Linked DNA regions of Homo sapiens: all the other regions are linked to region 2. Evidence: chromatin loops called from intact Hi-C (ENCODE). Cell type or tissue: mammary epithelial cell. All regions are shown on one strand. Links, peaks and the distances in the headings refer to the core of each region. The heading gives the core; the rest is flanking DNA. Region 1 has its middle 57 kb from the start of ERCC5. Region 2 has its middle 16 kb from the start of TPP2. Region 3 overlaps BIVM (basic, immunoglobulin-like variable motif containing).

What was found. A loop is a pair of places that touch in the nucleus more often than their neighbours do. Peaks named below come from ENCODE experiments on the same cell type or tissue, not always from the same donor. Only the 100,000 strongest peaks of a DNase experiment are listed, where the experiment ranks them.
Region 1: a loop joins it to region 2, with 7 times the contacts of the local background. A loop is called at or near these places in 3 of 110 quality-filtered maps.
Region 3: it touches region 2 in a loop (15-fold over the local background); 5 of 110 quality-filtered maps call a loop at or near these places.

What each region holds. Positions count from the first base shown.
Region 1 is chr13:102,898,211-102,908,711 of GRCh38, reverse strand. No RefSeq gene overlaps it. Among named protein-coding and RNA genes, the nearest start is that of ERCC5, 57 kb to the right of the region's middle. In mammary epithelial cell, for the core only: a CTCF peak has its summit at 4,859; a DNase peak (open chromatin) is centred at 4,221; H3K27ac peaks cover 845 bases.
Region 2 is chr13:102,576,137-102,586,637 of GRCh38, reverse strand. No RefSeq gene overlaps it. Among named protein-coding and RNA genes, the nearest start is that of TPP2, 16 kb to the left of the region's middle. RefSeq lists an enhancer at 2,069-2,168. In mammary epithelial cell, for the core only: a CTCF peak has its summit at 5,885 (motif pointing left); no DNase peak of the experiment used is centred there.
Region 3 is chr13:102,820,763-102,831,263 of GRCh38, reverse strand. It overlaps BIVM (basic, immunoglobulin-like variable motif containing), which reads right to left. Exons shown (of 11, transcript NM_017693.4): 5 at 10,132-10,227; 6 at 9,417-9,521; 7 at 9,105-9,199. BIVM-ERCC5 (BIVM-ERCC5 readthrough) reads right to left here. Exons shown (of 23, transcript NM_001204425.2): 3 at 10,132-10,227; 4 at 9,417-9,521; 5 at 9,105-9,199. Among named protein-coding and RNA genes, the nearest start is that of BIVM-ERCC5, 19 kb to the right of the region's middle. RefSeq lists an enhancer at 4,953-5,454. In mammary epithelial cell, for the core only: a CTCF peak has its summit at 5,091; a DNase peak (open chromatin) is centred at 5,203; H3K4me3 peaks cover 221 bases; H3K27ac peaks cover 1,904 bases.

The sequences.
Region 1 (10,501 bases), core at 3,819-6,318, 320 kb before region 2:
AGGTCAACACGGTTGTCTTTGGCTCTGTGCTATTTTGAAATGATCAGTCTGTGTTGAAGGCTAAGATCTTTTTTAAAAGGCAAGTTCCAAAGCACATTTATTGTTATGACTTTACTTGAGCTTTCTGAAGAAAACATAATGGTTTTAAGAAAATATTGAATGTGGCTTTCAAAATCCCTAAATGAATCTACATATACATAAAAAATGCCTAATGCCACATATAAAGGTCATATACCTTCTTGACCCTTCATCCAGGAGCCAAATTCAGGTGGGTGCCGACGACTTCTCAGCTACTGGTAGATGACCACTCCCTCTTACCTGTTACTCAGCCCGTGCATAGATTTGAGTAATTTCATCAGTTACCAAAAGTGAAGCATTGGACTCTGATCTTGCAAAGCAAATAACTCTTTGGGTTTACAAAGGGCAAAAATTTCCATGGGAAATCCCACATATTATAATCACCCTGGGTGGATCCACATTGGTACACCAATGTGTTCCAATACTATATTTCCTATGAACCAACTAAAGTCAGATTCCTGGAAGGAACACTTCTTGGTTCCTACCATATCTATGAAATGCCTACATCCCCTTACTGAGGTATTAAGAATGTTCAGAAAGCATGCTTCCCATCTTGGTCAGATCACGTCTACACCATTGCCTCAAGCTTTGGAGACCACAATTTAAGAGGCAATATTGAGTAATTGGAGTATGTCCAAAGGGTGTAATCAAGACTGTGAAAGTAACTTCAAATGACAAATGATTGAAAAAGAACTGGTGATGTTTAGCCTGAAAAAAAAAAAAAAGACTGTCTTATACTCTTCTCATTGCAATTTCATAGAAAAGGTTCGTTTTGCATGGAAAAAGGCTTATTTTTTGTTGGTTGTAAGAGGTAAGCAGATTTCAGCTCCATATAAGGAAGTGCTTTCTCATAATTAGAATACACTGTTTTGTCAAAGAGAAGTGTCACTTTCCTGAAAGAATTCCCATTCACCATCTGCTACCAATACTTTTGTACTAAATAAGAGATTGGACTCCTAACCTTTAAGGTAGCTTTAAATTCTAGGTTCCTAATAGTCTGTATATTTGGTTAACTCATAACATACTATACTTAAACACATTTTTTGCATGAGAATTTTGAGTCATTCTGGAACGAAGAGTTTCTTCTAAAGCAACTGGTTAAGTCAGAAACACTTGATTTGATGCCAGCAGATATGATCCCCATTACCTTACAGATTGCTAAAACTGTGAAAGCATAAACTTCAATGTTAGGCTTAGGTTCAAATCCCTCCTCTACCATTTAAAACCTGATGTGACCTATGCAAGTCCCTTAACCTCAATAAGCTTTAATTTCTTCATCAGTAAAATGGGATAATAGTGTTTAGCTCATAAGACTGTTGTAAGGATTTTTTTTCACATTCATACAAGCCATGTATTTAAAGTGTACAATTCAGTGGTTTTCAGTATATTCATAGCATTGCACAACCAATACCACTAATTCCAAAACATTTTCATCACTCCCCACAAAAACTCTGTACCCAGCAGCTGTCATTCCCCATTTCTCCCCAATCCCTATCCTCAGGATAATAAACATAAAGAACTAGGCAAAGTTCCTGGCTCGAAGAAACCCCTTAATATAGGGCAGTTGTTATCAGACATCATGCCTACCACATCCCTACAACATGAGGTTGGAATGTGCTTTTTCCCTGTACTGTTTGAATACTTTCCACATGCCCCAAAACGTACTAGAAATATACACATAGAGGAAGATGGATGGGGAAGGGGAGGGACACAAAAGTTTTTTATGCATAGTCCATAAGCAAATACATAAATACATCTGAACACACAACTCTTTTTTTAAATGTTTTGTTTTGAGATAGTAGTAAATTCACGTGCTGTTATAAGAAATAATACAGAGAGACACATGTACTCTTTACACATACCTATGTAATCCAGCTATTTTTATGTAATCTATCTATTTTCTTATGTTGTGAGGCTTTATTGTTAGTTTTCTGTCCTCCATCCAATTTACCGATGCGGACTAAGAGTGGAAATAATAAATGTGGCTGAGTGGACCCGGTCATGACAGCACTGAGAACCTGGGAGTATTCTCCCTGGAGATCTATGCAGTCACTCTCAGCTTTTCACTTTAGCTTGAGACACTGTCACTCCCTGCTAAGACTTCCTTTCTAGAGAACCCCTGAACACTGCTTGGTGAAAAGCAGAGCCCTTTTCTGTGAGGCTGAACTATTCGGATTCTTGGAAAATGGCGGTGTTGTGGTTCATTGGGCAAAGGATGTAGTTTGTGTTTAACATTGGAATATTCCAATTTCTATTGATTAGATCAATTAATATTCTAGTGCTGAGGTGAGGTAGTATGTTTTCTTTCCTCCAAAAGCAATTACTCTGTATTGACTGAGCTCTAGGGGAAATGTTTCCTAGGACATAGCTGAGGTTGGTTTCAATACAGTTGGAGTCTTTCATGTGGAAAATTCTCTACTTAGCAATTATGTGCAATGAGAAAACTTGAATTCATAAGTGGTTCAGTAAATCACAAGCCATGAAGAGTACAGGAAGAGCCAAAGAGAGAAAGTCTTGGCATTTAGCCAAATTCACCTCACCAATATTTCCCAAAAAAATGGCCAACAAAATCCTGTGGAGAGCATTTTAAAAACACAGATTTCTGCACCAAAATACACCCATCCCCACTCCTGATGGTTCTAAATTCAACGGATTAAGGCAGAACCAGAGAAACAGAATTTCCATAAAGCTTCCCACAAGGGTCCACTCGGGAGCCAAGGTTGGGAACCACTGCTTCAGGCTGGTATATTTCACTGTGATGACCATCCCTTCATAGTAGGAAAGAGTGAATGAACACCTCCCTTCACTTTCACTGTCAAAATTCTTAATTTATTTTAAAATTTTTTTTACAATGATAATAATGAATTTCAGTTTTTTAAATTACTTAATGGAGATTATCTAGTTGGAGGTATTATGATGCCAGTTTCATGGAAGAATATGCCCTGAATTCATCCCAAATTTGAAGAGAAAAAATACTATACCCCACTGCTGCCAGAATATTTCACTTGTGACCAAAAAAAAAAAAAAAAAAGAAAAGAAAAACTCACCGAGCAAGGCTGGGTATAGTGGACCATGTCTGTAATCCCAGCACTTTGGGAGGCCAAGGTGGGTGGATTGCCTGAACCCAGGAGTTCGAGACCAGCCTGGGCAACATAGTGAAAGTCCATCTCTACAAAAAAAATACAAAAAAATAGCCAGGTGTAGTGGCACGCACCTGTAGTCCCAACTACTGGGGTGACTGAAGTGGAAGGATCACTTGACCTGGGAGGTCAAGGCTGTAGGAGTGAGACCCCATCTCAAAAAAAAAAAAAAAAAAAAATCTCACCAATGCCAATCATCTTCTAGCTTATCCGGCAAGTGGTGAAGGTGGGTGAAAACAAGGTGCATGCCCAGGTACACCCCTACAATGATGAAATCAAAAACTCTGACTGAGCTTCCCCCACCATGCTCCCCCATCCCTTACAAACTCCTCTGTACCCCATAAATCCCACACTCAACATTGTCACTGTTCGTGTATATCAGAATCATACCTCTGAAGACCATATAAAGGTTGGGAATCCAATCTCTGGTACTAGGAGCACATTTTTAATTAAGAGCCTGTCTGAATTTGGAGCTATTACACACTGTAGCAATAAAATTAAACACTGTCACTCTCTGTTCTTTAATAGCTGACACACGTCTCATATTCAAAGTCCCCAAACTATAATTTTAAGAAATATCCCCTTAGTCTCTGGCTGTCAAATAAGCTCTGCACAATTTTTCTCACTTCGTCTTCACTTCATAGACTATAACTATGCTTAAAGTGTTAGACTCAAATGGGCATACGTGGCACATAAAGAATATTAAGTGCATGCAAAAATGGTAGCCTGTATCATGCAATCTTGCAAGAACTTGGGAAGGATGGAGCCTAGAGGAATTTGCCCAGGTGGTTCATAGAAGGCCTCTTGGGGAGGTGTTCTTTCCAGAAAGAGGTGCATTTTAGAGATGTGAATCATCAGACACAGCAGATGAAATGAGTGGAGGACACAGTGGAGCAGGTAGGTGGAAGCATCTCCCTTTCGTACCAACGTGCCCCAGTCTCAAATGATGATCTCTGAAGATGGAGACGTAGTGTACAGCCACACAGTGTGTCTCAAAGTCTGGTTCCCAGACCAGGAGCATCAGCATCACCAGGAACTTAGAAACACAAATCTTTGGGCCGCATTCCAAATCACTGAATCAGAAACTCTGGAGTTGGGGTTCAGCAACCTGTGTTTTGACAAAACCTCCAGGTGATTCAGATGCACCCTCAGGTTTGAGAACCACTAGATTACAAGAAATGGAAATCTGACAAGTCCGATCAGACATTTCCTCTTAGGCTGTAAGAAGCAAAACCTCTCTTCCCACCCCAGTGTCCTCTCTGCTTGCTCCCTGTCTTCATTCCCTTACACTGGCATCCTCTTCCCTCTCCTCCCTCGTCACCCCTTCCGCCTCACCACACACCAACGAACACCTGTACGGCGTTCAAAGAACTAGAAACCAGCCCCCATTTCTCCTCTACTTGGAGAATGTATTTTATAACGTGTGCATAGTGCGCAGGCAAGGGGCGGAATTTAAACAATGTCTAATTAAAGAAGACAACACCACACGTTTATCACATTACATTGTTGTGTATTTACCCCTTGCCGCTTTTGATGCATTTGCATATCATCTTTTATAATTCAATTCACTTGCTTAAATCATTTCTTTTATTTTCACTTATTTATCCAGAAGGAAAAGTTCATTTTGCAGATCACTGGGGCCTCCCAGTGGCGATCATCTGTAATTTCATACTCGAATTTTATTCTGGGATCTCTAGGGTAATGGTATCTAAATCCTTAGAATTTCACCTGCTTGGTAGGAGCATGAAATAGAAGCAAAGCAAGCATTTCGTCTAAGAGAGATTGCATCAGCATCCCAGCTGAAATTTCTTCAGATGTTGGCTTTGACTTCTTGCATTTATCAAACTCCGTATTCAGTCATCTGCTTCGTAGAGACGACAATCGGCAGACTTCAGGCTCTGCTGGTCAGCTCAAAATTCAACCAGGAACGAGGACAATAAAGAGACGATCAGAGAAAAACATCTTGTGATTCTTTTCCTCAATAACCTTGGAGTCTCTCCCTCGGGTTTCCATTTCTACCATCCTGCTTTTGAAGTTGTGCCTGTGCCGGGTAGCCATTTCCCACAAGAAGTTTTAAACACAACGTTTTCCCTCCTCTCCATTCTGGAACATTCAGTGGCTGCCTTGCCTCTGCTCTCCTGTGGCAGTCAGCACCGTCCTCTGCACCTCGTGCTCACAGGACAGACTCTGACATCGTGGCAGCTCTCCGAGCCACCCCCCACCACCACCCCTCACCTACCACCCTGCTCCTGCATCAGCTTACATCCTGTCACCTGTCGGAGTCCTCCAGCCAGGGCTTGCAGCTTACTCTGCAATATCGCCCTCCAGGGACAGAGGTGCCTGGCCAACCTCAGGCTAACAGGCACCAAAGGCCATTTCCACTTAGACAAGCACTTTGCTGCCAAAGATATCGGTGTCCTTCCATTCTCCCACTAGGTCCCTACGGCCTGGTCTTTGGCATTGGAAGGCTGTGCTGCCTGAGTCCATGCGGGCCCTCCCGTTGAAAGATTGCTGAAAGGTGGTTTCCAAGAACTGGTGTTCTCACATCACCCCATGGCTTAACTCTGCTGATTCAGGGAGAGTTCCCGCCTAGTAACAGACCTATAAACATCAGCACCGTTCACAGAATATGGCCACAAACAGATCAGATGAGGTTTTAAAGTTCATCCCCACCCCCTTGGCCTTCTCTGCTGAAAAGTCACCAGAGGGCAGCCCGCATTTCATTCATTTCATTCTTCCTGAGCCGTTGCCCAAGCAAAAGAACAGCATTTGCTTCCACCTCAGCATCTCCTTTATATAATACGGTCTTTCGCTTCCCACATTAGTGTTTTAAGATCAACATACACCTTTAAATTAATCGCTCTAATACGTGCTCAATATTCCTTGCAAAGAAAAACTTAGTGAAGTCTTTGCTGGGTATGTATGTGGATTCATAAAATTCTACTCTTGGAGACATATTATGAACAGGAGTACATTTCTGCAGGCTCATCTCAAGAGTAGCCCACTTAAGCTAATTTGTGCTCAGGTGGCAAACGAAGACAAGGTTTACGAAACTGGATAGCTCCAAATTAGCTAGAATAAAATTAAAATTCGAGATTTCCTTGCAGGGCTCAGAGTGGAAAACTTACACAAGGCCATACTCTGTAAACAGCACAAGCTTTGGTGCCGTAGAGACAGAGGTTCCCATCCCAACAACTGCCACCCATGTGTAACCTGGGAGGAGGCTTATTTCTGTGGAGCCACATCTTCATATATAAATTGGGTTAATGCCGCTAGGGTTGTCAGGATGATTCAGTGAGATGCTATACTGGAAATCTCTAAAAACAGTCCTGAAAGCAGTGACTATTCCACTAATAATGGTTATTACTTCAGCAAAGGTTCGTAGAAGCTACAGTCTTTCCAGCGAGTCATCAGAACAAGTCACTCCTATTTGCCCCCAAAGCTTAGCACACACACTTCCTTCTGCCTAGGACATGTCCCGTCTCTCCTCTCTGCCCTCACCTCCATCTCCTTCACCCAGCTAAACCTTCCCTCAGAAGCCCTCACTGTGCCCTGGTTGTGGGTTAAGCTCCCCCTGCCAGGACACCTAGCACTGATTGGTTTTCATGTATTCCCCCTACCAGGCCATCCCCAGTTCTGCCTCTGCCCATCTGCACTGGGCTCATGGCCTCCGTGAGGACTGGCTCTGTCTGTCTATTCACTATTGTGTCTGCAGCCCCTGCTTGGCACATTGTGGGTTTTCAGTAAATACTGAATAAATAAATGAATGAATGACAACCATTAGAGGCTTCCAAAAGAAGAAAAACTAAAATTCAAGGAAAGTAAAAGGTAGTTGCATTACTTATTCTTTATTCAACTATTTATTATGCATTAATTAATAGTTGCATTCTTATAATTCCCTTTAAGCCTCCTTGAATTATTTCTTAAAAAAATATGAAATCTGTTTCCAAGAGTTCTAGTACTTTGTTCCCCTGACCCCTTGAATGTTGCACAAAATGTTTCCTTAATTTCTTTCCAATACGTGATTACAAAATGTGTTTATTATGTTTTACATCTTCTAATTCTTAAATTGACTATCTATTAATCACAGAGATACTAAGGAATAAGGAAATCCTTGGTAGAAAAGTGTTAATAATTTACCAGTTGCCAACTGTACTTTTACCTCTGCATGCCAGGTAGGTAGAAGCATTACTCATGTTTTTTAATCTAAGAATTTCTTACATTTTTATGGCCTGTCCTTTGGGCTTATTTATGATGGTTTGTGACAAAGAGACAACCTTTGCCATTATGATTTATACTCTACTAACAAATAAAACACAGAAGTAGATAAGAAGCCCAAATTAAATCATGGCACTAGATAAGAACACCCAAATTAAATCATGACACTAAAAATAAAAAAAAAAAAAATCCAGTGGAGGTAATTTAAAATTAAAACAAAGAGTATAGGCATTACAGACTATGGACAATGAGAATATAGAAACTTTCAAAACCTAAACTACAAAATCTAGCATTTGCCAAATAAGTCACTTTAAAAATTTTATACTTATATTTGTAGCTTCATGAAATAATGCCCGGCTATTAAAATATTTTTAATGGCATATTTTAATCTTATTCTGTTTGTGCTTTTGTTTGAAACACCAAGCAATATTTTCTGGTTTGATAAAGTGTTCGTGGTTGGCAGAAGATATTCAATATTTTTCTATGTTTTTTCCATTAATACCATTTATCACAAAACTGACCTGGATATCTGTTATTGCTTTTAGTAATCCCTTGAAATTGCTTGATGGTAAATGCCAATTCTAAAACTTGATTGGATTTCAGGAAAAGACAATTGCCTTAGAAACAAAGAAACAAACAAAGAACAGAGAGGAAAAATCCTGCCTTTGAGCAGGATTTTTGAGAGTAAAAGCATTGCTTATGATAGAGACCAAAGGTTAGTTCAATAGAATAAGCAGTCAACAGTGTATGCCCAGCAATCTAAGTACTACACAGCCATATGCGACCTGAGTAAACACAAATGTCTAGCTCAGGAATCCTTCAAAAAGGAGTTAATATGACTGCAGAACTAATTGATGCTAACCAAGGCACCTAAGACACAACTATCCCGTTAATACTACAGTATAATTATACAGAACGCTGTCTTTGATTTTGTGTGGAACTTGAAAGCAAAGCAAATATTGACACTGGACTTGCAGGTAATATCCTAGACTTAATTTCACATCACAAACTCAAACACGGTGATACCTGGGTGTGGAACTCATTCACAAACCACTTCCAGGCTTCATAAGGAAGATAGAAGGAACTGGGTCCACACACATGCACACTAACACAAATGTCTATAATTTTTAAATTTTGCTGTGCCTGTATTCCTATTAACACTTCTACAAATTATTCACTTGCTCCATTCCCAATTTTATTTCCTATTATGGCCTTATAATTTATTTATGACTTAAAAAAACATATTTTTGACCATTTTTATTTTCTTCACCTACAGATTTCCATGAAAACTAAATTAAAATGAAGTAGGAAGAAGCACAGTATATTAAATTTATTTTAGTCTTATCAATAAGCTTACTTGTCTGATTTACTTAGGGTTGACTTTAATTCTTTTATATCTACAACCCAAGGTCACCAGCTAGTTTTCCAATTTAATACCTGCAAATCTCTTCTTGTATCAAAATTCTACTCAGTAGATGTGTTTCACTTCCAAATGATATTTAGAAATTATTTGTCTGCTCATGTGCAAATGGTGCTACCTAAACAAATGAGACATGGTCTCTGTCTATATAGACCAGGCTTTCACTGAGAAGGCCAAGCTCCTAGACTCTGAGGCCTTAATGAAGAAAAGGAACAGTCCATTCTGTTATGCTTCATCTCTTCCACAATATAATAAGCATCCTATTTGGCTGCAGATATGTTAGGAAGTTACCCAATGTCACCAATTCTTTATCCAAAAGAAAGGGAACAGAGTATGAATACGGAATGAAAAAAACTTTTTTTATAAATTCTGGTAGACAAAAATTGGTACAAATAAAAGAGGCTGTATCATTACATTCCAAGATAGAAGGTTTTGGTGCAGTACTTAGTTTCCAAAGACAGTCGATACGGTCTAGGGAACAGAACTCTCAAGGTTACCTGTGTGTAATTTTAAGCTGCAGAGAATCTCCTGCAGGTTGGGGTGTCTTCTGTGGAGTGATAGCTATTCTGCATTAACCTATATTAAAACCTTGACAATCAGTTAAGTTCATTCTATTGGAAATCCAGAAAGTTACTGAAAGAATTGGACCAAGGTTTTTAATAACATAGTCTAACTTGTCAAAAAGCCAGATAAAAAGGTGCGAAAATTCACAGTATAACTCCCTTGGATGGAAGTTAACAAATCAATTCCCAGTCCAAAAAAAAAGAAAAAAGTAAGGTAGAAAAGGCCTACTCTAATTACATCTTTTGAAATTAAATTATTGTAAAATTGGATCTAAAAAGTATGGAGAAACTGCAGCAAAAAGACAAAAGAATAAAAGAATGAAGTGGATAATCGAATGAAGTGGAAAAGAGGGACATGATGTGTGTGGCTGGGTGTTAAACTTTGGGTGTAAATGCTATAAACAGAATAAAATAATGAATCTGGAACACTGCATTTGACAGATTGGCACATAGAGAAAGAGGAACTTTATAGAATTGTATGGTTGGTTTGGTCCTAATGCTGTCTTTCAAAGGACACCTTACATATTCTACCTAAAAATAACTTAGTAATGATATTCAAATATTTTCTTAGCAGAGGAGTCATTTTTTCATTTGTTACCCCAAGGTTCCTGCTGCATTTACAACTCTCAGTCTCCTAGAAGCCTCTAGAGGCAGCTTTTGGGAACCTTGGAACTCTACTGACCAGTTCAAAAACCACTGCGGTATTAAATTCATGTTGTTCAGAGTCAACAGATACTCTTATAACTGGAGTGGGGGAGAGTGTGCAGAACCTTCAAAATCATCTCAGTATACACACCCATATGTGATCTCTTAAGGACTCGGGGCCTAGTCCTTGTTTTACTCTCTGTCTAGTCTTTTTGTTCCCTGAGGGAGCTTCACAAACTATCTCTAAGCTGTTGACTCTAAATGTATGCACAGTGGCTCAGCCCTGACTCTTTCTCCCACACACTCTACACTCTACATGGTGGGAAGGTCTGTTGGCTCTGGCAGCCAAACACGTCTAGAACTGACCACTTCTTGTCACTCCAATGCAGGCTGCCACATCAGATTGCAGCAGCCTCTCCCTGGTCTCATCTCTCCCC
Region 2 (10,501 bases), core at 4,874-7,373:
GATACCGAACATCCTGAAGTGAACAAGAGAAGCCAACAATATGGTAGCAAAAGCATCTGGGCAGCAGATAAAGGGTTTTGTCTTCTAGGTCTAGGTCTGCCACTAATTAGCTACCTGACCTTTAGCAAGGCCTCTGCTTCCTCTATCATCAATTTGGAAGTTATATGAGTATAAATGAGGCCGGGCTTGGTGGCTCATACCTGTAATCCCAGCACTTTGGGAGGCTGAGGCAGGTGGATCACTTGAGGCCAGGGGTTCAAGACCAGCCTGGCCAATATGGTGAAACCCGTCTCTACTAAAAATACAAAAATGGATGTGGTGGTGCACACGTGTAATCCCAGCTACTCGGGAAATTGAGGCATGAGAATTGCTTGGGTCCGAGAGGCGGAGGTTGCAGTGGGCAGAGATCATGCCACTGCACTCCAGCCTGGGCGACAGAGCAAGATTCTCTCTCTCTCTCTCAAAAAAAAAAAAAGTTACATGAGAAAAAATAGCTTCCACAGTGCTAATAACTATTTGCTATTTGCTATTAGTAAAATGTGACTGTATGTAGTAGAGACTCAATAAACAAAACCAAAACTGGTCAGATTTACACCACCTCAAGTTAAGACTTACTAAAGTACACAATTTTTTTAAAAGAGGACTTCTTAGTTTGCAAGAAATGTTTTTAAAAATCAGCTTAGCCATACAGTAAAGGGACCTTGTTTTCTTGAGGTAAATCATCAAAATTTACTTTATAATTTGTCAAATATTTTATGGACAGATACATTTATACTGTTTCTAGAATCTAATTTTTTAAACAACAGACATGTCTGATCTTGAGGCACTATTCTTTCTTCTTTTATAAAGTAATGACAAATAGAAAATTGGTTATAAAAATCACTTTGTGTGTATATTCATGTGAACTGGGGTGGTCACATATTGGGGTTCCAGACAGAATTCTCTGAAGTCTTCTAAAACTGACTATAAGTATTCATTTAGAATGAGCCAATTCCCAATGAATTCATAAAGCTGTTTTGGGGTGTTTTGGAGGTGTTTTGGGGAATATAAAAGGAATAGGAGAAGGTAGGAAGGAAAGAGAAGAGGCTTTATAAAAAATTAAATAATTAAAATCTTTTTTATTAATTGATTTCTTGAAGATTTTGTATACATATTTTTTAAAACAAAATGTTTAACAAAATTGCATAATATATGCGTGTGTGTATACAGTATACAATATATAAAATACACTCACATTTACATATGCACACGCAGACCCCATACACACTTTAAAATCAGATGCAGATATCTATTGCTTGAATACTAAGAAAAATATTTCCTCAACTAGTGTCTCCAAACCTGCCCAAAGATCTGAATCACCCAGCACTCTTGTTAAAAATACAGTTTACCTGGGTTCCACTTCAGACCTACGGAATCAGAAGCCCTAGTAGAAATGCATCGTAATTTGTGTTTTAAACAAAGATCCTGGGTGATTCTTGTCATCAGGAAGTTTGGAGAACACTGACCTAAACTGTATTTATTTGCTGTACTTAGTGCTGGTATAGCACTACAGTCCGGATAATTAAAACTGGGAAGTTTCTCTAAGATATTTTTATGCCATGGAGCAGTGTGCCAGTTGTCAGCTTCCTGCCTCTCCTCTTCAAATGTACCTTCTCTGCTCTGCTTTTGATACTGGAGCTGGACCCTGTAAACTTGTCTCCCTTCCTAGATGGCACAAGGTTAAGCTTTGAGCATTTTTGACTTGTGTTTTCTCTAATTTAACCCCTCTTATTTTCTTAAGAATCCATTAGGATGAGGTTCACCTTTGAAACTGTCTGTTCAAGGACCTCCACACTGCTAACTCTGAAAGCTGAGCCTCATGTTTTTATTTGACCATTGTCCATAGCATTTGACACAGTTGAGTGCTGCTTCTTCCTCGAGAGACTGTCTTTGGTTTTGAGAACACTGCTCTCTCCTCATGTCTCATGTTTCATGGCTCCAGCTGCCTTTGCTAGTTCCTCTTTTTTTTTTCCTGACCTCTGAATGTCAGCATGATCTAGGACTCAGTCCTTGAACCTCTTCTCTTTTCTGCCTACACTTATGCCTTTGATGATGAAATCTAATTGCATGGCTCTGAGTACCATCAGCAACCTGAAGATTCTAAAATGCGAGTCTCCAGCTCGACCTCTCTCCTACATTCTAACTCCTGTTTGATATTTCCACTTGGATGTCTAACAAGAATATCACACTTTACATGCTCCAAACTTAACTATGTGTCTTCCCCAGATCTGTTCTTCTTCTAGTATTCCTCTTCTCAATTACACGAAACTTTAAAGCTTCTAGTTGCTCAGGCCAAAAATCTTGTCTCCTCACTCTTCTGCCATCCATCCAATCCATTTTCAAAACCTGTTGGCTTGATCTTCAGAAAACGCTCAGAATCTGATTACTTTTCATCACCTCCACTGCTAACATTTTCATCCAAGCCAACATGATGTTTTGTCTGCATTATACAGGAACCTTCTCTATCAGGATAGCCTGGGTTATGTTGTAATCAAAATGGCCCCCCAAATCTCAGTGACTCCAAACCACATGTTCTCTCTCTCTGGCATGATCATCATTGATTTACTCCCTGACATCTTCTGTCCAGGCTCTGGCTCATGGAGAAGCTGTAGACTAGAACATTGCTAGACGACCATGTGGTTAATGGAAAACAGGGCATAGTGAAGGATATAGTGCTCTGAACACTCTGTCTGGACATCAAACATGTCCCCTCTGCTCCCATTTCATTGATGAAAGCATGGACATGCCCGATTTCAGCATGACAGGGAGGTATGGGTGATCCTTGTTAGTCACGGTAGTTATATTCTACAAGGTTGTAGCAGACATTGAGTTAGCAAATTCTGAACCACTGCTCCTATGCTAGGAAATACAGGATTATGTTCCTGTGAGCTTCTGGCTGAAACATTTTTGTCAACTGAGATGCCACCCTGTTAGGTAGATTTATTTGCCAACTTCCTTGTAAAACAAGCCAGCCTCACTGATGTTCAAAACCTGCTCTTCCATACAACCCTTTTCCTGCATAATACTTAGCAGGCATTTTTAAAAATATGTATTGAGGGAGTAGAAAAGATATCAGCCTTACCCTGGGACTGAGTCAATGGCAACTTCTTGTTCCACAGGGTTAGGGAAGACTATGAGGAAATTAAAGTTGTTTGGAAAAATCCAGGTGGCATTGCTTTGTATGTTGTGATGGGGAGAGGGGTGAAGTGCAAAAGCCCCTCACACCCTCCATCTCACCTCAGACTGTGTCCTGGAACCCTGGGCAGAGAAGCCCCACTCACACTCCTGCCTCTTGGGATTACTGGTGGCCATGTAGTGATGGAGAATGACAAGTAAGAAGAGCAAGCCGCCTGGCATGTTGGTGAAGATGGCGAGCTGCACTGTTGTGGTTGTCTCGGTCAGCTCTGCTGGGCACTGACACTGTCTGAGCACACATTGGAGGCAGGATACCTGGAAAGCATCTTTGTAGGCCAACTGAGTCCCAAGGGGGCACTTCAACCTCGTAGCCCAATCAGAGTGGCCTTTCCAGCCCTGCTACCTCACCTGCTCCGGCAGAGGTTTTAAAAATTCTTCCTCAGCCTCTTGATCGCAGACCGTACCTCAGCTGTAAGTTCAACATCTCACGTCATCTGGCCTTTTGAATGAAATGAGTGAGCCAACCAGTAGCTGAGAAAGCTTTAACGTTTTCTTTGTCCTAAGGAACATAACATAAATGTCTTTGGCTTTCAGCCTCGAAACAATGCTGTCCACATGCTTTTTAAATCAGTGGTTATCTCATCAATCCATGTTTTCCATAGTGATATGGTTTGGCTCTGTGTCCCCACCCAAATCTCATATTGAATTGTAATCCCTTCATTACAATTCATACAACCCTTTTCCTGCATAATACTTAGCAGGCATTTTTTAAAATATATATTGAGGGAGTAGAAAAGATATCGGCCTTACCCTGGGACTGGTCAATGGCAGCTTCTTTTTCCACAGGGTTAGGGAAGACTGAGGAAATAAAAGTTGTTTGGAAAAATTGTTGAGGGAGGGATCTGGTGGGAGGTAATTGAATCATAGGGGCAGTTTCTTCCATGCAGTTCTTATGACAGTAGTGAGTTCTCAAGAGATGTGGTGGTTTAAAAGTGTGGCATTTCCTCCTGCCCCACTTCCTGCCACCATGTAAGAGGTACCTTGCTTCCTCTTAGCCTTCCACCATGATTGTAAGTTTCCTGAGGCCTCCCCAGCCACATGGAAATGGGAGTCAATTAAACCTCTTTTCTTTATAAATTACCCAGTCTCAGGTAGTTCTTTATAGCAGTGTGAAAATGAACTAATACACATAGGTTTATAATACACTGTAGACATAACTCCAGCACTTTCTGGAGTGCCCTTGTATACAGACTGATGAATTTCCACTGCCTTTTCCTGGATGTACCATACTGTTGATTCATTAATATTGAAGTCATGGCCAACAGCACTGAACTCATGCCTGAGTGAAGTTTCTCTGTGTGTTTTCTCCGTAAGGGCACATCATAGTCTTCTTGTGCTTAGGAACGCTAGGCAGCACTTCTATTTGGGGGCCATTTTAAACAGCACTATTACCAACAAAATGTGCAAAAAACATGCCAAAAAAAAAAGCTTGGCATTAAATAGAACCTGAAAAATATGTGGATTGTTTTCCTACTTTCCTTTTTGGATAGCTTGTTGTGAGCGTATAGGAATGCAACTGTGGTTGCCATGAAGCTTGCATATGAGCCTCAGAGCTGTAATAGCCCATTTTGAGATTACAACTTAAGTTGGATTGCATGTGAAAGCTCTACATGTTTACTCCCCCTACCTTACGTTATTGATATCAGAGTGTATTTTTATATTGTGTACCTATGAACAAGGTTTTGTGGTTACAGTTATTCTTAATAGTTTTGACTTTTAACTTTAATACTAGAGTTAAAAGTGGTTTACACAGGGCCCTGTGATGGAGAATTAAACTCAGATCACACCTGGGATTCAGACAGGCATTGCTGCATTTGCGGCACTAACATAAGTGAAGGAAAAAGAGTGATGATGGGCAGCAGGTGGTCTACTATGGAGCTAGAAGGGAAAGGGGAGAACCAGTCTTGCAGGTTACATTGAGCCTTGCTCAGAGTGGAGGCGGTGGGTGGGGGTGATTTGGCCCATGGATCCCTGATGTGTGCTCATGTTGAAGAGTGGGATTCCTCCACTGTCCTGTCCTGTCAGGGTAGCCAAGGAAGGGCTTCTGCTTCCAGTGGGAATGAGACATGATGACCTTTACAGTTCCTTCTAACTTTCAGAGGTTGCACACTGCAGTAGTAAAGTGCACAGAGTGGAGCTAGCCTGGATGGGTTTGAGTCCTGGCTCTCTCACCTGTCAGCTCTGTGACTTGGGGCCAGTGACTTAACCTCTCTGTGCCTCAGTTTCCTCATCTAGAAAAAAATAGAGATGCTAATCCAACAATAAGACCAATTCCATGGGGATGCTGCAAAAATTAAATGACTTTGTATAAAGTATTTAGAACTATCCCTAGCACATCATGAGAGCCAGAAAAGTGTTTGCCTTTTTGCTTAAATGGCTGTGATATTTAAAACTGGCCACAATTGATAGTTAACTGCAAATCTACATATTGTAAAGAAGCATGCTGTCCTGATAGTAAACTTTTAAAACACATGTTCAGTTTTATAATTATAATTCCACTATAGTTATCATAAGCAGAAGTACACATTTCTTTATTCTTTTATTGATATAAAATTTGATTCAATATTTATTTTGTGTATATGATTAAATCCTAGAAAATGCGTCTTGAAAGCAATGCGTTTAGATTGGCTTTGCAATAGTGCCACCTTCTGGTTGAATTCCTTCTTTACAAGCCCGTATCTTGTCTAGACTCATCCTACTGCGCTTGGTAAATTGTGATTTTGTTCTAGGAGATACCTGAGTGAGGCATGGTAAACCGGTCCCAGCAGACCACTCCCTGAAGATGTTGGCTTGATATGTGCTGGAAGATGAAAAAGCATACAGAATGCAGGACAACATAAAGAAAATAGAACCGAGAAGTTATGCTAAGTATATAAACAAACCAAGAGTATGGATTGGAATGCTGTTTTCTTTGGACAGATCAATGTTCTTTTGGAAAGATAGAATGAAGCTGAATAAGTTGCAGAAAAGGTCAAATAAAATGATTGTGTCCAAAAGACTAGGGTTTTTCTACAGTTTGGAACAAACAGACAGAGGCAATGCAGTGTTTAATGACTGTTCTGAAAAAATAATTATGATATTGTGGGGCGAAGGAGACTCTCACAGCCAAAAGTTATGAAAGAGAGCCACACTCTACAAATTATAGCAAATTTGGGGACATATTAGGGTGAAGGGAGATGGAAAATAAAGTACGAACATACTATATAGTAGGTATATTACCTATATGATCTAAATTTAGTTGTCTAGACAACCACGCCTTACAATTGGTCTTATCATCCTTTCAGACATCAGAAAACAGAAGCTCAAAAAGTTAGTATGTTGCCGGGCGCCGTGGCTCACGCCTGTAATCCCAACACTTTGGGAGGCTAAGGCGGGCAGATCACCCGAGGTCAGGAGTTCGAGACCAGCCTGGCAAAACCCTGTCTCTACTAAAAATACAAAAATTAGCTGGGTGTGGTGGTGGGCACCTGTAATCCCAGCTACCCCAGAGGCTGAGGCAGGGAGAACTGCTTGAACCTGGGAGGCGGAGGTTGCAGTGAGCTAAAATTGCACCACTACACTACAGCCTGGGCAACAGAGTGAGACTCTGTCTCGGGGGGCAGGGCAGGGGGAAGTTAAGTATCTTGGTCAATTTCATAGAATAGCTGACAACTGTCTCTGATTCCAAAGGCTATGCTAATGCTAATGTACCATATGTTCCCCCCATTTTCATTTTATTCTAATTAAATAATTTATTTATTTATTTTGAGACAAGGTCTTGCTGTGTTGCCCAGGCTGGAGTTCAGTGGTGCGATCCTAGCTCACTGCACCTTCAAACTACTAAGCTCAAATGATCCTCATGCTTTGGCCTCCCAAGTAGCTGGGACCACGCCAACACGCCTGGTTAATTTATTTTATTTTATTTTTTGAGACAGGGGTCTCGCTTTGTTGCCCATGCTGGTCTCAAACTCCTGGCTTCAAGTGATCCTCCCACCTTGGCATCCCAAAGTGTTGGGATTACAGGCTGAGCCACCATGCCCGACCTATTTTACTATTATTTTTTAATTTTTAGAGAAAGAAGAAAAAAGAGGTAATATGAGCTAATATTCTTTCAGCATTTACTTTGTACCATGCACTATACTAAATTCTTTTACACTTGTGGTCTCAGTTACATTTATTTATTTATTTATGGAGACAGGGTCTTACTCTGTTGCCCAGACTGGAGTGCAGTGGCACCATCTGGGCTCATTGCAATCTCCACCTTCTGGGTTCCAGTGATTCTCCCATTTCAGCCTCCTGAGTAGCTGGGACTGCAGGCACACACCAAAATGCCCAGCAAATTAAATTTTTTTTTTTTTTTTTTTTTTTTTTTGTGGAGACAAGGTCTCACTATATTGCCCTGGCTGGTCTCAAACTCCTGCTCAAGCAATCCTTCTGTCTTGGCCTCCCAAAGTGCTGGGATTACAGGCATGAGTCACCACACCTGACTCCCTCAATTACTTTTAAAGTTATTTATTCAGTTTCTTTTCCTCCTTGCCTGTAGCCAAAATCCTCACTCCCATCCTCACAGGGTGCAGTTCTAAGGAGTGCAGTGCACACTCTTTTGCATGTATGTGCTACTGGCAAAATGTGTATTGCTGTTGTATGTGCCTTTATTCTAACTTATGTTTGTTGTATTGTCTTATTTTGTTTCTTTCTTTGTTCACTCAACACTGTTTTCAAAATCTCTATGTGTTGTCCTGTGTACACCATCCAACTACCTCCAACAGCTGGCTAGTGCTCTATTATGTGCTTGCGGCCTGGTTTACCCCTCCATTTCCCAGGGATGGCAGAGCAAGGACCGTCTCCGCTTATGCTTCGTACAGAGCTGGGTGAGAATTCCTATGAGAGTCACCCAGGATCCATCCTTGGTAGGCCACAGTGAACAGTCTACCTGCATTTCGACAGGGACCTGTCTGACTCCTCCCCAGAATGGCTGCTGAGAATCGGGCCAAGGCTCACCAGCAGCACAGGCAACCCTATCTCTGTCTCTCTGCTAGCAGTGGAATTATCCAGTTTTCTAAGTTCTTCCTGTCTGATTAGTCTAAAATGAAACCTCATCATTGCTTGAATTTGCAATTCTGATATCCAACGTATTTGAAACGCTCTTGATAAATGTAGTGGCACTTTGTTTCCTAGTCAGATCTTTTGTCCATTTGACTTGTTCTTTTTGATTTGCAGGAGAGTGTCACATAAGGTTCTATTATTCTCATTTTTAGAGATGCAAGAATTTACTCTCAGTGAGGTTCAGTGACTCGTCCAAGGACATCAGAGTAAGCAGTGAAGCAAATGTTTGAATCCAGAGTCATGCCTCTGAAAGCTGGATATTAGGGAACAATTTGGTGAATTATCTATTAACCTTAATCTTGTCTTTCTTAACCTTGTCCATCAGGTTAAAAAAACTTCAGCATTTTGATTGTTGAGAAAGAAGATGGCTCAAAACAAAAGAGTGAATTTGTCTTTGATATATTTGATATCTCCTTTCCTTTCTCTCTCTCTCCCACATTCTTCTTTAGGAAATAGTTTATTTTTCATAAACTAAAACCAAAAGAAGATTAATCACCCCACAATTCTATCAGTGCTAGATAAGTACTATGTTATGTCAAGTGCCAGCCTCCCTTACCTTGAAAATATGTATAAGGGGTCGTGCGTGGTGGCTCATGCCTATACTCCTAGCACTTTGGGAAGCTGAGGCGGGCAGATCACCTGAGGTCAGGAGTTCCAGACCAGCCTGGCCAACATGGTGAAATCCCATCTCTACTAAAAATATAAAAATTAGCCAGGCATGGTGGCATGTGCCTGCCATCCCAGCTACCTGGGAGGCTGAGGCGGGGGAATCACTGGAACTCGGGAGGTGGAGGCTGCAGTGAGCTGAGATCGCCCAACTGCACTCCAGCCTGGGTGACAGAGCGAGACTCCATCTTAAAAAAAAAAAAAAATATGTATAAGGTGTCTAGGATGTGCCATCTCCTGTTCTAGAAACCATGAGAAACAAAGAACACAAAATTTCAGTTAGACTGGAGGAATAAGTTCAAGAGATCTGTTGTACATCATGGTAAATATAGTTAATAACAATATGTTGTATACTTGCAAATTGCTAAGAGAGGAGATTTTAAATGCTTTCACCATAAAAAGATAAGTATGTGAGTTAATGCATAGGCTAAATAGCTTGATTTAGCCATTACTCAATGTACACTTATATCAAAACAGCATGTTGTATACCATATAGATGCACACACAATTTTTACTTGTCAATGAAAAAGAAAGACCACTTTCCAAAAAAGGTATTTAAAATTAAGTAATCCAGTAAAGGAAACAGAATTTTAAAGGCATCATAATATTCTAAAGAAAATTTAAGGTCTAGTTTGGAAAGTGTTATCTTTGTAAATATTATGGTAGTGATAGTTTATAATTCTGTTTCTCTACTTTTCACTTACTGATGTGTCCTGGATTCATATTTCATTGAAATGTATTGATTATATTATAGAAACTATTAATTCAGACTTTTTTATCTTTATTTAAATGGTAAACAAAACTTTGAAAAAATCAGGCTCCTCTAAGAGCTAGGAATATGTTTCATTGCTAATAACAGAGATCTGAAATAACAGTGGCTTAAGCAAAATAAAGGCTTATTTTTCTTTCCTAAAACATTATGGAAGGCCGGGCATGGTGGCTCATGCTTTTAATCCTAGCACTTTGGGAGGCCTAGGCAGGCAGATTGCTTGAGCCCAGGAGTTCAAGACCAGCCTGGGCAACATGGTGAAACCCTGTCTCTACAAAAAATACAAATAATTAGCTGGGCATGGTGGCACACACCTGTAGTCCCAGCTACCTGGGAGGCTGAGGTAGGAGGATCACCTGAGCGTGGGAGGTCAAGGCTGCAATCAGCTGTGGTCATGCCACTGCACTCTAGCCTGGGTGACAGAGTGAAATCCTGTCTCAAAAATAAAAATAAAATAAAATAAAATGTCACAGTCAGATGTAGTCAGTTCTCATTGGCATGCTGGTATCAGAGAGCCAGGCTCCTTCTGCATTTCTGCTTTGCACCTGGATTTTCATCCTTAGGGTTTCTTCCTGGGTGACAGAGGCCACTGGGGTTCTAGCCTTTTATATCCATGTTTTAAGAAGGAAGAAAGAAGAAGAGGGGGGGACAAAATGGATGTATCTGCCAGTTGAGTAAATATTTTAAAATAACTTTCTATTTCTTACACGGTGCTGAACTTCTCTGTCTACAGGGGAGCCTGGGAGA
Region 3 (10,501 bases), core at 3,627-6,126, 250 kb before region 2:
AGCAATGGTTTCAACTTTTCTGGTTGTACACAGCTGTCACTTAAAATTCTGAACAAGCATGCCCAATGTTAGCACATGCATTTATAAAGTATATACATATACCACTGTACTAATATGTCTTTATAAAAGATATACAAAAAGTTGGAATTTAAAATTAGGTTAAAATATAGAAGTTCTAATATATATGCAGTACACACATCCCAACTTAAAAAACTACTGATGTATATGAATAAAAATAAACTCCAGGTAATAATCAAGTTCTAAAAATGCAAACTTCTCCTACTAATGAGACAGCCAAGTAAAAACGGCTTCCTGGAGAATCTCCAGCTGGCCTGCGTGCTGGGAGGATGGGGTTGGGCCTCAGGAAGTGCCCGCTGTTTGCAGAGGGGAGGACCTTGGCCTCTCCTGTCCCTGTGTGGCAACCTGGGATTCAATCTGTGAGATGGGGGCCTGTTAGCAGGAACCCTTCTCGCTTTGCTGAGTTTTTTCCTTTTCACCCAATAAATTCTGTTCCCCTTCACCCTTCAAAGTATCTGTGAGCCTAATCTTTCCTTGTTGTGTGATAAGAACCCAGATTTTTCTACACACACTTTAATCTTTACACAAAACTTATGGAGGCTAGAGGAGTAGTCTTCACAAGCCAAGTGACAAGATAACATCTCTACAGAGACAGGCTGGTAGTACCACCACAACCTCTTATGCCCACTCTTCCCTGGACATTTGCCATAACTATAATAGTGGTCAATTTCAAAAGTATTACCATAAGAAATGACTTTTCACCAGCACTTAGTACTCAAAGCCATTAACTGAGGTTTCATTAACTGGCATGTCCTAGAAGAAGCTAAATTATTTATTCATAAACAGCCCATTAAAACTAGAAATCCTAAAAATAGATGAAGCAGATGAAAGCTTGCAAGTCATAGTTTCAGTGATCGACTTTCTGGCCACTGAAATAGCTGAAGACCACTAAGAGCAGCAGGTCCACGGCCGCAGAAGAGAGCCAAGGAGTGATGCACGGTCCCTCAAGTGCATTAGTAGGGAAGATGGAACAAGTAACTTTTATATAAGGTGGAATAAGATAGTGCCACAAAAGGGGCATAGAATTCAAAGGAGAAAGAGCACATCAGGTTTGAGGAGTCAAGAAGAAGTAGCATTCAAGATGAAACTTAATGAAGTGTCAGGATTTCAACAATCTAGACAGAGGAAAGAGCATTAGGAGAAAACAAAACCACTGGGGAAAAGGAATATACTCAGGGAACAGCCCGTGATCTAGTTTATAGAATACAGGGTAGGATGGTATAGAGGAGCCTACTGTGGGACAATCCAACAATTTCAGGCCAAAATAAGAAAAAGATCACCCTCTGAAATAAAAGATAGTAAATACAGCATTTATTTAATTATTTATTTTATTTTATTTTATTTTTTGAGACAGGGCCTTGCTCTGTCGCCGAGGCTGGAGTGCAGTGGCATGATCTCGGCTCACTGCAACCTCTACCTCCCCGGTTCAAACAATCCTCATGCCTCAGCCTCCCAAGTAATTGGGATTCCATGCACTCACCACCACGCCCAGCTAATTTTTGTATTTTTAGTAGAGACGGGGTTTCACTATGTTGGCCAGGCTGGTCTCAAATTCCCAAAATCAAGTGTCCCGCCCCTCTCAGCCTCCCAAAGTGCTGGGATTACAGGTGTGAGCCACTGTGCCGAGCCAGTAAATACAGCATTCAACACATTAAGGTAGTTGTCCAAGAAAGTAATTCTGTGTATGAGAAGACACAAATGTATTACTGAGGGAAGCTAAATTCAGAATGAAGTTGAGTCTGTACTTCAGTATAGCTTTAAAATCTGAAACTTAAGCAACAAAGCAACCACCACCAAATGCAGAGCCATGATCTGCACGGCATAGAGAAAGGAGAAAAAAACTACAGGAATCCACTGGCCTGCTGCATGGAGAAGAGCAGGTATTCTGAGCAGCCAATAAGAGAATTCTGGTCCCTTTGAGATTATGTTTCTTACTTCAAGTTACTCTGTTAACATTCTGACATTCTGAGTTTGCTTAGTATGAGCTTGTCCTGTAGACCCTGATCATCTATAGAGGAATGCTAGATAACTCCATAAGAACTTATAGAGTATATTTTTACACCTTCAAAGACAAGAATAGCTTCTGAAACTCTGATAGGTAATCCAGCAATCTAACATTACTCTGCAAGGTCCTTATTCCCCTGACATCTTTTTTATTTTAAAAAAAAAAAAAAAGATGCCCAGGCTGGAGTGCATGGCACAATCTCAGCTCACTGCAACCTCCACCTCCCGGGTTCAAGCAATTCTCGTGCCTCAGCCTCCCAAGTAGCTGGGATTACAGGTGCACGCCACCATGCCCAGGTAATTTTTTGTATTCTTAGTAGAGAAAAGGTTTCACTATGTTGGCCAGGATAGTCTCAAACTCCTGGCCTCAAGGAATCCACCCACCTCGGCCTCCCAACCTGCTGGGATTACAGGCGTGAGCCACTATGCCAGCTTCCCCTGACATCTTAAATACAACTGGTACATGGAGGACAGCAGGGGAAGGCCAATTTGTGTCAGCTTGGAATGACACTAAGCAGTTTATGCTGTAAGCAAGCACCAAACAGCTCCTAAAGAGGAAAGGGGTATGTTAGCACTGCATGTTCAAGAGATTTATTATTTGTGTCTAATATTAATTGGAGAAAACCAGTACATGAGGAAAACAGAATACTAATGTATTGTCCACCGGAGATGTACTGAGGTGCTTCAGTAAGCTGGTAACAACAATCATGGTGAAGCGATGTGTGAGTTATACAGGAATGAGGCCAGAGACGGGTCTTCTCTGTTAAGCAAAAGTTATGAACTGCAATACCCACTAGAAAAAACTAAATACATGAATATAAATGCAATTTTCAAGCTAGCTGATTAAAAAAATGAGTCTGGACTTGCCTGGTGCAAATGTTGGTGGCTAAGTGAACCCATACTCGGAAGTTATCTGAACAGAGACCTAATGTTGGCAACTCCTAGAATAAATTTTCATTGTGACTAGTGACATCTCTGAAAAAAATACTGATATTAACAGCTAAGTCTTATCAAAATCCCTGGACTTCACTTTTATTCCATTAGTGTGCTTAGTTTACAGTTACTAAGAGCCCACTGGACATAAGCACCGGGGAGTCCCTGAATCACAACAGCGTGGTCCCCAGGAAAACGTAAAGCCCATTGTGAAAAACAGGCTTAGTGGTCCTTAAAAAACAATTTAAGCACAAAGAGAAGATAGATTTAAAAGTGTTTTTAAACAAATAGCGCCACTGACAATGGTTTTCACCAGTGAACATCCCAGAGAGAAATCAGAAAGCCTATCTCTGCAACTCTTTCTTCCACAATGGGAGAGAACGGAAGAGACGTCTGCTTTACACATGAACCACCCTACCGCCTGAATACCATCAGAATTCATAGGGTAACGTGTAATGTCGTGGGCATCATATCTAGCATGTAAGGGCTACTCAGAACAGTCCCTATGGTCAAGGAGCTGGACACTCACATTGAACAGGTGAAACATAATAAAACATAGCACATAGCAAATGGAAAATGATGGGTGTGAAAAATCAGTACTAGAGGAATTTAGAGGAATCCAGGGCTAAGGTGGCCAAGGAACATATCAGAGATGAAGCAGGGCTTAACTGGGTCCCCCAATTAGCAAAGGTAAAGACAAAAATATTCCAGGAGGCGTACGCAGATTAATTATCCTTCAGGAAATGCACACAGAAAAGCAGTAAAAAGTCGAATATTCTGGAAAAAAAAAATTGAAAGTAGGAATAAAACTTGAAAAATATATTAAAACTTACTCAAATTACAGTAAGCACCTCAACCCCCTAACAAAAGAAAACAAATTTAAGGAAAATAGGTAGTTTATCCCATTCCTCAATGAAAAGTTTGGATGTATGCTGGAGGAAATTTAAACAAATAGGTTAAAAAAAAAAAAAAAGTCATTGGGACCCAATGCTACACATCCTAGATTATTAAGGGAACTGGTTAACACATGCACCAAATCATTACATTTAAATAAGTCACAAAGAACTTGGGAGGTACCAGACTATTGGAAAATAAAATAAATAAAGTACAGATATTCAAAAGATCTACAAATGAGAATTTCTAGCAAAATTATAGTATAAAATCTTAAAGTTGGACAAGACAGTTGATCAAAAATCTTTTAAAATTCCAGAATAGTGATTCCTAAGTCAACTCTCTCCATGGCCCTTTTAGTGTTTTATTCCATTCCATTAATTATAAAAGTATATGTTCTTACTTTGGGAATTTGATTAAATGTATATAGCTGATGTTTCCTCGATACCCAGAGTTTCTTTGATAGATTTTCTCTCTTATTCTAATTTCTCTGGGTCTTCCTGCTTCCCTTAATTTCCTTTACTTTGACTGACCCATCTCTTCATCTATCCTCTCACTCCATCTAGATACTGCTGATATTAATAGAAAAAGCCATTAACTACTCAAATGAAGTCCTCTTCTAATCAGCAGGCAAAAAGAAAACAAGTAAAAGGAATTATGAGACTTGTTCTGGTGTCTCCCAGGGCCTTACTCATAATGCAGTCTTGGGACACAAGACTGAGAACTGTATTGTAATAGCTTTCCATTATATCCGACACGTAAGTATGACATTCGTTCCAGTGATTATTTCTATACTCCCAGACATGCATTTTGGTCCACACCCCATTAAAAGAGATATAAAGCCACCCTATGAATCAGTTAGGAAGTGATTCTGAGACAATCTTAATCTCTTACTATTTATAATGTAAAAGGCAATGTTCAAGGCACTGCTAAGATGTAAAGTTGAAAACTTCAGATTCAATGAGTTGGCTCATTTCCTGTCCTTAGGAACACACGAAAAACTGTCAACTGAGAGACTCCAGAAGACAGAAGGAGGACGCACTGGGTTCTGATGGAAAGCAGGGCAGATCTAGCACACAGGTGCAGGTGAGTGTGTGTCTGGGAGTGTGGGGAGGGGAGAGCAGGTAGGAGCCAGAAGGAAAGATGAGCTACAGAAAGGGAAAGAGAAAACATTTTCCTTTCCACATCACAAGAGAGAGCTCTTGCAAAGGAAGAATGCCAGCTTTGGAATGGACAACAAAATTCTCTCTTAGAAGTTTCGTAACCCCAATCTCCTGAATTCCTCCTGACTCATATCCTCAATTGCGAATTCATTAAATTAACTCCTACTGAGCACCTAAGTATCAGGCACTGTGATGCACAAATGAGTAAGAACTTGGCCTAATCCTCAAGAAAGGCAACTCTAGTTTTTCTGCATGAAACCATACGGTGCACCAAGAATTACCTCGCAATGAAATCAAAGTTCTACCAGAGGCACACATGGTGCTGTGACAACCCAGGAGACGAAGGGATTGAATCCTGCCTGGCAAGCAGAAGAAAAAGCCATCCCCCCAGGTTTTCACGGGACACCACCATATCCATTTGTTACGCTGAAGTCCAGGATGGACAAATAAATAGGAATCCACCAATCACAAAGATATGAAATCCCACATTCCACATGCTCCACAGCAGGGCATCCCATCAGTGAGGCACATAGGCCTAAGGATGACCTGTATCTTGTGAAGAACAGGGAAACATCGAGGAGCCCAGCATGGCTGAACACCAGGGGAGGTAGGCTGAAGCAGGATATTCGAAAGCCAGTCCCTCAAACACCATGCTCAGGAATTTAGGCTTCATCCTCTAGGTTAGGGTTTGGCAAACTCCCACCAACAGGTAAATCCAGTCTCCAGACTGCAGCCTGTGTTGAAATGGGCAGCAAGCTAAAATGGTTTTTACATTGTTAAAAATCAAAAGAAAATTGGGCCAGGCACAGTAGCTCATGCCTGTAATCCCAGCACTTTGGGAGGCCGAGGTAGGAGGATCACTTAAGGCCAGGAGTTCAAGACTAGCCTGGGCAATATAGTGAGCCCCCATCTCTAAAAATTTAATTGAAAAAAATTAAAAAATAAAATTAGTCTGGGCACAGTGGTTCACACCTGTAATCCCAGCACTTTGGGAGGCCGAGGCGGGCGGATCACAAGGTCAGGAGATCGAGACCATCCTGGCTAACATGGTGAAACCCCATCTCTACTAAAAAAAATACAAAAAATTAGCCGGGCATGGTGGTGGGCGCCTGTAGTCCCAGCTACTCGGGAGGCTGAGGCAGGAGAATAGCGTGAACCCAGCAGGTGGAGCTTGCAGTGAGCCAAGATCGCGCCACTGAACTCCAGCCTGGGCAACAGAGCGAGACTCCGTCTCAAAAAAAAAATTAATTAATTAATTAAATTAAAAATTAGCCAGGTGCAGTGGCATGAACCTGTAGTCCTAGCTACTTGGGAGGCTAAGGGGAAAGGATCGCTTGAGCCTAGGAGTTCAAGGCTGCAGTAAGCCATGATCACAGCCACTGCATTCCAGCCTAGTGGACGGAATGAGACCCTCATCTCTAAAAAATAAATAATAAAATTTTTAAAAGTTCAAAAGAAAAATAATATTTTGTGACATGTGAAAATTATGTGATATTCAAATTTCAGGTCCATCAGTAAGGTTTTCCCAGGACACCACCATATCCATTTGTTTACATGTTGTCTATGGCTGCCTTCAAGATCCAAGCAGCTGCATCAAGCAGCTGTGACTGCCCCAGAACCATGTGTCTCTCAAAGCCAAGAATATTTACTATCAAGCCTTTTATGTAAAAACATTTGCCAACTACTGCTCCTCTAGGTTAATGATTTTCAGTACCGACACATCCAGGTGGTTATACAAGATGACCCCCTTTGTGGGCACAGAAACAAAATATTAGAACATTTATTTATAGTGACCCTCATATTTTAAAAAGAAATTAAGCTTTACTAGTATTTATTCTGTGGATTGAGTGTGGATGCTGTCTACACTATACAACCCTACATCCAAAGGTCCCAGGTCACACATGTGCTATCCTGAGAGAGGGGCAGGAACTCCACATGGTGGTGCCAGCTCAGGTTGCTAATTACTGTGCCTTGACACCCCTTACCCTCTCACTTGCTTTCACTGAACTGCTATGTATTCAGTTTACAGGGTGCAAAATGTCATTGGCAGACATTTTATAAAACTTTTAATGAACACAACTGACAGAATCATTATTATACCTTCTAATAACTGGAGAATGACCATAAAAATCTTTTGGACCAGAAAAAGGTTTGGCACATCCTGTGGAAGTAAACATTCAAGAACTATAAAAGACAATGCCAAATTATGCATTTTCTTTTCATGGCACACGAAGACACCTCAAATAAGATCCAGAAGAAACAAGAGACAGCAAAATCAGATATATACACATTTCCTACATTACACCAAATACAGAGGAAAAAGTTTCAATAGATTTAAAAAATAAAAGGGTTTGAAAATATGAGTAAGGAATGAGGTTATTTTTAAAAGCAGATTTTTAAAAGAACTACATATTTTAGAATAAAAATGATTGAAAACCTCTTTTAAAAAACTCAAACTCAATAGGCAGTATAAAAAGCAAACTAGACACAGCTGAAGAGAAAATTACCAAACAGGATAATATATCCTTTCTTAGTTTTTCGTTGCCTGATCACTTACTGAGAGTAGTGTGGTGACAGTCTCACTAGAAACAGAAATAAATAGCAACACAGCATTTAAAGCTGTGTTTTCCAGAAGGATAGACAGGCCCCATGTGAATGCATAGAATTTAGTCAGTAGGAATAAATGCTAGCACTTACTGAGTCCTTACTCTGTAACACAGCGTGCTAAGTACATTACAAGTATGTCTCCTTTTATCCTCACACTGACCCTATACAAATATAGAAAGATAAAAGGTCTACATCAAGGCTCAGCAAGTGACTTGTTCAAGGTCACAAAACTAGTATGTGTAGAAAGCAACATGTAATCTCCAAGCCTGCCTCCAAGTAACCAACCTGATATACCCAATATAGGTCAACAGAAATATATCTGACTTTGTGCTCAGTCTTTTACCTTGGTAAACCATATACCCTCTATTGATAACAATTCTCTTCCTGATTAATCCTTGAGTCCTCTTCTCAAACAGGCCTGGACCTTAGACTTCTGTGTCCAGTTTTAGCATGAATCCTGCTAAGTCAGTTTAGAGAGAACCCACAACCCTTAATATCTAATCAAGTTCCTTACGGACGTCCCCTGCCAACTCCTGATGTCTCAGCCCTTGACCTGCCTTTAGCAAGAAGTCTGTTAGGCTTTAGCAAGAATCCCCATACCCTTGACCCTCTTAGTAATATCCCACCCCCAAACCCCTCGCTGTGTCCCTTGGCTATAAAGTCCCAGTTGTCTTTGTTGTCTTTGCTGTATTCAGAGCTGAGCCTGATCTCTCATTCCTACTACAATAGGCCTTTCACAAGTTTAAAATAAAGTCTTCTCACCCTATTAACAAGTGTCAGAATAATTTTTTCTTTAACAATGTATTACAATTTTCTGATTTACACAGTCAAAAGATTGTAACAATTTTAAAAATGGAAATTGCTAAATAGTACAAATTATTTAATTAGCACATAACTAAAATAATCCTTGAGATCAACTCCATTAATATTTCTGTTATAAACAAGACTATTTTATAGCAGAACTTTGTCACTTCAACAGTCTATTTTCCTGCCATTATATGTCACCACACAGGTCTAACATCAAATATTCTCAAATCCTTACATTCCTTCTTAGGAAGAAAACTGCTAACTCCATGCTGCTTCCTTAGAGTTTTACTAGCATGTGCGCGTACACACGCACATACATACACACACAAACACACACACACACCACGGACCCAAACAATACAATGTGTTAGAGTAGTGTTTGTGATATACCTTAAAGTTCTAAAGGTTCTACATAAAAAGGTTAGAAGAGGTAAAATATTAAACTGCTTATTAAAAAGTGCCCTACAGATTACATGCAAGTAACAGACTGTGCTGAGGGTTTACATAATGTCCCAGGAAGCTAAACAGGCAGTCTTTGAGACGAACTCTAAACCGTGTGTGTGTATGTGTGTGTGTGCATGTGTGTATGTGTGTATGTAAATCTTCTATATGTTTACCTACCAGTTTCTCCTGCTGTTTTATTCTTCCCATGAGGCTTATATAGAACATAAGAGCATCCTTTTACATGGAAGTGGTCATTAATTTGTCTAAACCACCTGAAAGTAACAAGAAGATTTGTTCATGGCAACAATTCTACAACAAAGATGGCATTATTCCAATTCTAAAGAAATTCAGGCATAGCCCAAAGTTGGTATACCTATGAGAGGTTGAAGCCCAGCAGCTGGATACATGGTTTACTATCAACACACATCTACATCATTATTATTTTGCAAAACTAGAAACACGATATTGCCTCTAAGAGGGTCTTCATACCTCATAAGTGTTGTATTCCCCGTGAAAGGACCAAACCTAATATCTTCAAATGGAGGTTGAAAGCCCAGAATATGTAAAGCTTCTTCTTGGGTAATAGGTGGAAGGCTACAAAAGAAACATTCATTGCCTTTCATTTTTCAATTCCAGTCATACGCAAATACAGCCTGTCTCAATGTTAATATGCTTGTCTGATTTGCAAATAATATTAGTAATATTTTTCATTATTTTATTTTATTTATTTTTTTAGAGACAGGTTCTCACTCTGTGGCCCAGGCTGGAGTGCAGTGGCGTGATCATAGCTCACTGCAGCCTTAAACTCCTGGGCTCAAGTGATCCTCTTGCCTCAGTCTCCTAAGAGACTAGAAATACAAGTACATGCCATTGTGCCTGGCTAGTTGTTTTTATTTTTTTACTTTGTAGAGGTGGGGTCTTGCTTTGTTGCCCAGGCTGGTCTCAAACTCCTTGGCTTCAAGCAATACTCCCGCCTTGGCCTTCCAAAGTGCTGACATTACAAGTGTGGGCCACTGTACCCAGCCCATTTTTATTTCACTGAAAATAATACATGTATATATTTTAAGCTAAAAGACTTACACTAAAATACAGCAGGGTTTTGTTAAATTTATAAAAAATCTATTCTTAAATTTTTTTCTGTTATAGAAAAAGCAACATCAAATTACTTTGGAGTTTGGGGGTACTGATAAATTGACATACTTACTTTCCAGCTCCCATTGTGCTGTATAAGAAATTCCAACAAGAAATTAATGAAGAGATGCCACAAGAAGTCTTATACTGTGGTCGGCTTATGCAGTACCTGAGAACACAAAAGACTGTTTTCTTCACTTGAATGAACACAAAATATGCATGCTAGAAATAGAAAACTCATGGCAATTAAAGGTGTTAATATAATGAAAACTTTGATCCCCTAAGTCAATGTAAAATCTTCCATATTCACTTATTAATCATGTCATAAATATAAAATAACAATAAATCACCTGCTTTAACAAAAATAGCTAAGTATGACTAACTGCCAGTTAAAGTGGATGTTATCCAAACCAATGGGAAAAAAAATAATGATATATCGCCTA